Regions from separate parts of the Homo sapiens genome. Here region 2 is linked to region 1. The links are chromatin contacts, found by Hi-C or POLR2A ChIA-PET in ENCODE. All regions are on one chromosome and are shown on one strand. Each heading gives the region's core, a stretch centred on a gene start or an enhancer-like site at or near the end of the contact. The rest is flanking DNA. Distances are from core to core; before and after follow the strand shown. Region 1 has its middle 44 kb from the start of HOMER3. Region 2 overlaps CRTC1 (CREB regulated transcription coactivator 1).

Region 1 (2,868 bases), core at 246-2,745:
TGAGGGACTTAGTTGCTCCCAGACATCTCTGCCTCTTGCAACAACCTGCCAAGAACGTGGAGAGCCAGAAAGGAGAGGGTGAACATCTCTGGACTGAAACAGGGAAACTGTCAAAGGCTCTAGAGTAGGCAGGTGGGACGTCCAAGCCAGAAAGGACAGGTTTGCTCTGGGTTCCTTGCAAGTGACCTCCATGGGGTTCGGGGCTGAGACGGAGCCTACAACGTTGTCTAAGGCCACATTTCAGACAACTGCCAGAGAATGGTTGTTTTACCAAATAGCTGGCCAGCACACGGGGTCTATGTCTCTGTGTCTTTTGGCTAGGTTATTCACACCCCACCCTCGTCAGCTGTCAGGGTTACCCTGGGGAATGTCAATTCCAGGCACTTCTGGTTCCAGTGGGCATTCAGGCAAAGGGTGCTCCAGCAGCCCAGGGTAGCCCTGATACCCTGCACAGGTGCCTGCCATTAAATGGGGCTGGAACCGAGGGGTATAGATGGAACAGTTCAGAATTGCTTTCATTCCTGCCCTGCCCTTCCAGACTGCTCTTTTAAAAGGTGTAAATCAGGCCAGGCATGGTGATACATGCCTGTAGTCCCAGCTACTCAGGAGGCTAAGGCTGGAGGATCATTTCAGCCCAGGAGGTCAAGGCTGCAGAGAGCTATGATCATGCCACTGTACTCCAGCCTGGGCTACAGAGTGAGATGCCGTCTTAAAAATAATAATGATAATGATGATAAATTTTTTGTTTGTTTTTGAGACAGAGTCTTACTCTGTCACTCAGGCTGGAGTGCAGTGACGCCATCCCGGCTCGCTGCAACCTCCACTTTCCGGGTTCAAGTGATCTTCTCGCCTCAGCCTCCCGAGTAGCTGGAACTATGTGTGTGTACCACCATGCCTGGCTAATTTTTGTATTTTTAGTACAAACGGAATTTTGCCGTCTTGCCCAGGCTGGTCTCAAACTCCTGACCTCAAGCGATCCGTCTGCCTTGGCCTCCCAAAGTGCTGGGATTACAAGCATGAGCCACCGCACCATGACAAAAGCCCCTCTCTACTAAAAAATACAAAAATTAGCTGGGCATGGTGGCGCGTGCCCATAGTCCCGGCTACTCAGGAGGCTGAGGTGGGAGGATTGCGTGAATCTTGGAGGTGGAGGTTGCAGTAAGCCGAGATGGCACCACTACACTCCAGCCTGGGCGACAGAGTAAGACCCTGTCTCAAAACGAAAACCAACAAATAAAAATGTGTGGTGAATGAATGAATGAATGAATGAGTGAACAGACAAGATGTAAAAAGCCGATCAGAGCCTCTGCCAAGGAGATGTCAGAGGGTTTTTCACAGCAGCCTTTGAACAATGGCCCTGGGAGGAAGCCAGGCTTATTTCCCCATTTGACACAGGAAGAAACTGTCTTGGTTCAAATCTGATCCTTTTTTCTCCTAAGACCACAGCTGCCTCCGAAACAAAGGCCGACAATTGCTGCCAGCAAGTGCTTTGCTGTTTTTACTTCCTCTAAACATTCTTCAGTGGATTTTCCTTTCAAACTGGTTGTAAGGAGGCACATGGCTGGGTGTTGGTGGGGGGTGGCACCCCTGCCCGGACCCCACACGCTTCCCTACCACGTGGCCGGTTTGGAGTAGACCCATCTTTGTGCTGAAACACAGCCCAACATTGCCATATACGGGGGGCTTGTCTACATTTTACAAGATTTTTACAAAAATGATGCTACACTTTGCAAATGGATTTATTTTTTTTGAGACAAGGTCATACTCTGTCACCCAGGCTGGAGTGCAGTGGTACAATCACAGCTCACTGCAGCCTTGACCTCCCGGGCTCAAGTGATCCTTCCTCCTCAGCCTCCCAAGTAGGTGGGACTACAGGCATGTGCCACCATGCCCGGCTAGGGTTTCTTTTTTTTTTAATAGAGATGGGGTCTTGTTACGTTGCCCAGGCTGGCCTTGAATTCCTGGCCTCAAGCAGTGCTCTTTCCTCTCCCTCCTAAAGTGCTGGGATTGCAGGTGTGAGCCACCACGCCCAGCTTGGAACATCTTTATTTTAAGATGAGCATGCTGGGGCCTCAGGGAGTGAAGTGAATTTTCCAAAGTCACTCGTTGTGACCAGGACACTGGAGTCAAGGCCCTTTCATCATGTCATGGGGTCTAGGTAAGGACTCAGGAAACTTCATTTATTTATTTATAGATAGAGTTTTGCTTTTGTAGCCCAGGCTGGAGTACAGTGGTGCGATCTCGGCTCACTGCAACCCCCGCCTCCTGGATTCACGCGATTCTCCTGCTTCGGCCTCCGGAATAGCTGGGATTACAGGCATGCACCACCACACCCAGCTAATTTTTGCATTTTTAGTAGAGACGAGGTTTCACCATGTTGGCCAGGCTGGTCTCGAACTCCTGACCTCAGGTGATCTGCCTGCCTCGGCCTCCCAAAGTGCTGGGATTACAGGCGTGAGCCACCACGCCTGGCCTTTGTTTTAAGGAGGAGGAGTCAGCCAATGGGATGCCTCAAGGACTGGGTCCACTGACACAGAACAATGGAAACAGATCAGCGATGTCTGAGTTCACAGCATGCGGGTGCTGCTCCTAAGAACCCTTCTGTAGATGCTACTGTTCTCCCCATTTGCAAATGAGGAAGCTGACACTCAGAGATGTGGATCACCCGCCCCAGGTTACACAGCACAGAGAGGACATGTTAGGACTGAGGATTCAAATTCTTAAGGTTTGCTTTCCTCCTGGCAAAAGCAAGTCATGAAGGCGTGGAAGCTGAAATCTCGAGGCTAACGCTCCCCTTTTCACACCTGGCCACAAGCTGCAAGAACTGGGAGTTGGTGCTCCCATGAGTCCAACCTGAGGATTCGCTGG
Region 2 (2,985 bases), core at 168-2,667, 280 kb before region 1:
CTCGTGGGCCAGGGTGAGGGGTTGAGATCTGGTCCTGGGATGGGGAGGGTTTTGAGCAGGGCAGTGATGTGGGATTTATGCTTTGCAAGGATCCCATTGGCTGCCATGTGGGGACAGGCCTGGGAGGAACGAGTAGGGAGCAGCAGGAGGCCTAGGAGGGGCCAGGGCAGGTGTCCCCCGGAGATAGTGGGTGCTGGGGCTCTGTGATGACCTGGGGCTTGGCAAAGGCGGGCTTGTGACAGACTGAGCCTCATCTCGGCAGCTCTCACACCCATGGATCCTGAGCCTGATTCCCCAGGAGGGTTGGCGACGGGAGGGTTATGTTAAGTGGCTGCGTCTTCCATCTCAGGGAGCCCCACACTGGGGAACGTCACCACTATAGCGGCTGAGAGGCTTTGGGTCCTCATTTACTACATAAAATTCCCCCTTCTCTGTACTTGGGTCCTGACGCCTCCGCTGGTCCCAGGAGTTTCACTCCGTGGGGTGGGGTTGAAGGGTGCGGTGAGGCCCAGAGGGGCTGAGTCTGCTTGGAAGGGTGGGCCTTCTCCCACTGCGGGTGCTAATACCCTGTGCCCATATCCTAGCCACCCTGTCCCTTATCCACATACCCCACTCTGGTATTTCAACAGCCCAGAGACCACCACGGTGCTTGGGGGCTCTCGGCAAGGGGGCGAAGCCTCCCTGAGAACTTCTGCAGGCCGCCCTTCTCTTCCCTTTCCTGCCGGGGCTCTTGCTGCAGAGAAGCTCTCTGCCACACTTTTTTTTTTTTAAATAAAAAAAATGAAAATAAAGAAATCATTTATGTTTCAAAACTTTGATTAAAATTGAAAACAGAAACACCACAGCACTTCCCGTTTCCTCTGCATCTGGCACCACTCACCTGGGTGCAGAGGGTGGGTGGGTGCATGCCAGCTGGTCATTCGCCCGGAAATCTCTGGGAGGAAGTATCAGCACAGCCTAGCAGGGCGCCTGGGACTGGCTCTGTGGGCTGGCCGTCCCTCTGGCTGGGGACACGGGGAGGCCGAGCGTGTCCGCAAAGACACGCGAGCTGTCCACCTTTCTGGGCTGCAGGGGTCTGCAGAACCTCGGAACCTCGGAGGGGCTCTCTGTCTGCTTCAGCGTCTCTTTCTCAAGTGACTGAAAGCAGAGGCTCCCTGCTGCGTTACACCATTGAGTCCTTTCGCATCTGTGCGCATCCCGCTTCCATCGCTGCGGGGATCCCTTCGGTCCTCCCAGGCAGGCGAGATTGGTGGCTGTAATTAGGACAGGAGTGGCTCATTATATCATCACAGAATAAATGCACAGACCCTGGGGATGATTTATGGTCCCAACAGCCTATCTTTGCGCCCAGGCGGCCTCGGCCTCTGTTCGGCAAGGAGCCCGCTAATCCCTTCACTGCCGGCTCAGCCGGGGCAGAAGGAGGAGCCTGAAGGTCCACCATGGGGTGGAGGCTGCCTGCTCGCGGGCCCGCCCCCAGAGCCCGGGGCTCATCACGCTGCTCTATGCGCCTCTGTTGGCTCCTGCCAAACAGTCCCTCCCTTCTGTGCCTCAGTTTCCTGGCTGTAAAAAGGGGGTGCTCACAGAGCCCCCTTGAGGAGTCGTCACATGGATTAGATGATGCATCCACGCAAAGTGTCTGGCCCCGTGCCCGGCCCGTGGTGGGTGCACACCTTGAAAGATGCCTGCTTGGCCGAGGCCAGCTGTTGAGCTGCTACTTGGGGCAACAGTGAGAGCAGGATCGCACCTTGTTCACCTCTGTGCCTTGGCCCAGAATATGACAGCTGCCACTGTGTGGCTTATGGGTCATCTGTTTAGTTTCACCTGAGGGAGTATTCATTGCTGTTAACTGTTTCTTATGAGATAGGATTTTTGTTTTTTGTTTTTTGAGACAGAATCTCACTCTGTCACCCAGGCTGGAGTGCAATGGCGCCATCTCAGCTCACTGCAACGTCCACCTCCTGGGTTCAAGCGATTCTCCTACCTCAGCCTCCTGAGTAGCTGGGATTACAGGCGTGTGTCACCAGGCCCAGCTAATGTTTTTTATTTTTTTTGTATTTTTAGTAGAGACGGGGTTTCACCATGTTGGTCGGGCAGGTCTCCAACTCCTGATCTCAAATGATCCGCCCACCTTGGCCTCCCAAAGTGCTGGGATTATAGGCATGAGCCACCGCGCCCACCGTTTTGTTTTTTTTTTTTTTTTTTGAGACGGAGTTTCACTCTTGTTGCCCAGGCTGGAATACAGTGGTGCAATCTCGGCTCACCGCAACCTCCTCCTCCCGGGTTCAAGCAATTCTCCTGTCTCAGCCTCCCGAGTAGCTGGGATTATAGGCGTGTACCACCACACCCGGCTAATTTTGTATTGTTAATAGAGATGGGGTTTCTCCATGTTGGTCAGGCTGGTCTTGAACTCCCGACCTCAGGTGATTTGCCCGCCTCAGCCTCCCAAAGTGCTGGCATTACAGGCGTGAGCCACTGTGCCCAGCATTTTTTTTTTTTTTTGAGACAAGGTCTGGCTCTGTTGCCCAGGCTGGACTGCAGTGGTGTGATCTTGGCTCACTGTAGCCTCAATTTCCTGGGCTCAGGCAGTCCTCCTGCCTCAGCCGCCTGAGTAGCTGAGACCATAGGTGTGTACCACCACAGCTGGCTAATTTTTAGTATATATTTTTTGTAGAGACAGGAGTCTCCCTGTGTTGCCTACGCTGGTCTCAAACTCCTGGGCTCAAGTGATCCTCCTCCTGCCTGGGCCTCCCAAAGTGCTGGCTTGAGCCCCATACCTGGCTTCTTAGGGGATAGTCTTTTTTTTTTTTTTTTTGAGATGGATTTTCGCTCTTGTTGCTCAGGCTGGAGTGCAATGGCACAATCTTGCCTCACCGCAACCTCCACCTCCCGGGTTCAAGCGATTCTCCTGCCCTCAGCCTCCCGAGTAGCTGGGATTTCAGGTATGCGCCACCACACCCGGCTAATTTTGTATTTTTAGTAGAGGCA

What was found. A loop is a pair of places that touch in the nucleus more often than their neighbours do. ChIA-PET counts read pairs that join two places held with the same protein, here RNA polymerase II (POLR2A). Pooled maps may share reads with other maps.
Region 2: a loop to region 1 is called in a pooled map, with 2.8 times the contacts of the local background. The contact joins two enhancer-like sites. A Hi-C loop is called at or near these places in 2 of 50 pooled maps. POLR2A ChIA-PET finds 5 or more read pairs at or near these places in 2 of 52 experiments (AG04450 and activated CD8-positive, alpha-beta memory T cell).

What each region holds. Positions count from the first base shown.
Region 1 is chr19:18,984,021-18,986,888 of GRCh38, forward strand. No RefSeq gene overlaps it. Among named protein-coding and RNA genes, the nearest start is that of HOMER3, 44 kb to the left of the region's middle. Within about 2 kb of position 1,496, at least 6 of the 41 ENCODE cell types and tissues checked have a DNase peak (open chromatin) inside an H3K27ac peak, as active enhancers do.
Region 2 is chr19:18,699,739-18,702,723 of GRCh38, forward strand. All of the region lies in intron 1 of CRTC1 (CREB regulated transcription coactivator 1), which reads left to right. Among named protein-coding and RNA genes, the nearest start is that of CRTC1, 18 kb to the left of the region's middle. RefSeq lists enhancers at 329-1,175, 1,519-1,568. Within about 2 kb of position 1,418, at least 31 of the 41 ENCODE cell types and tissues checked have a DNase peak (open chromatin) inside an H3K27ac peak, as active enhancers do.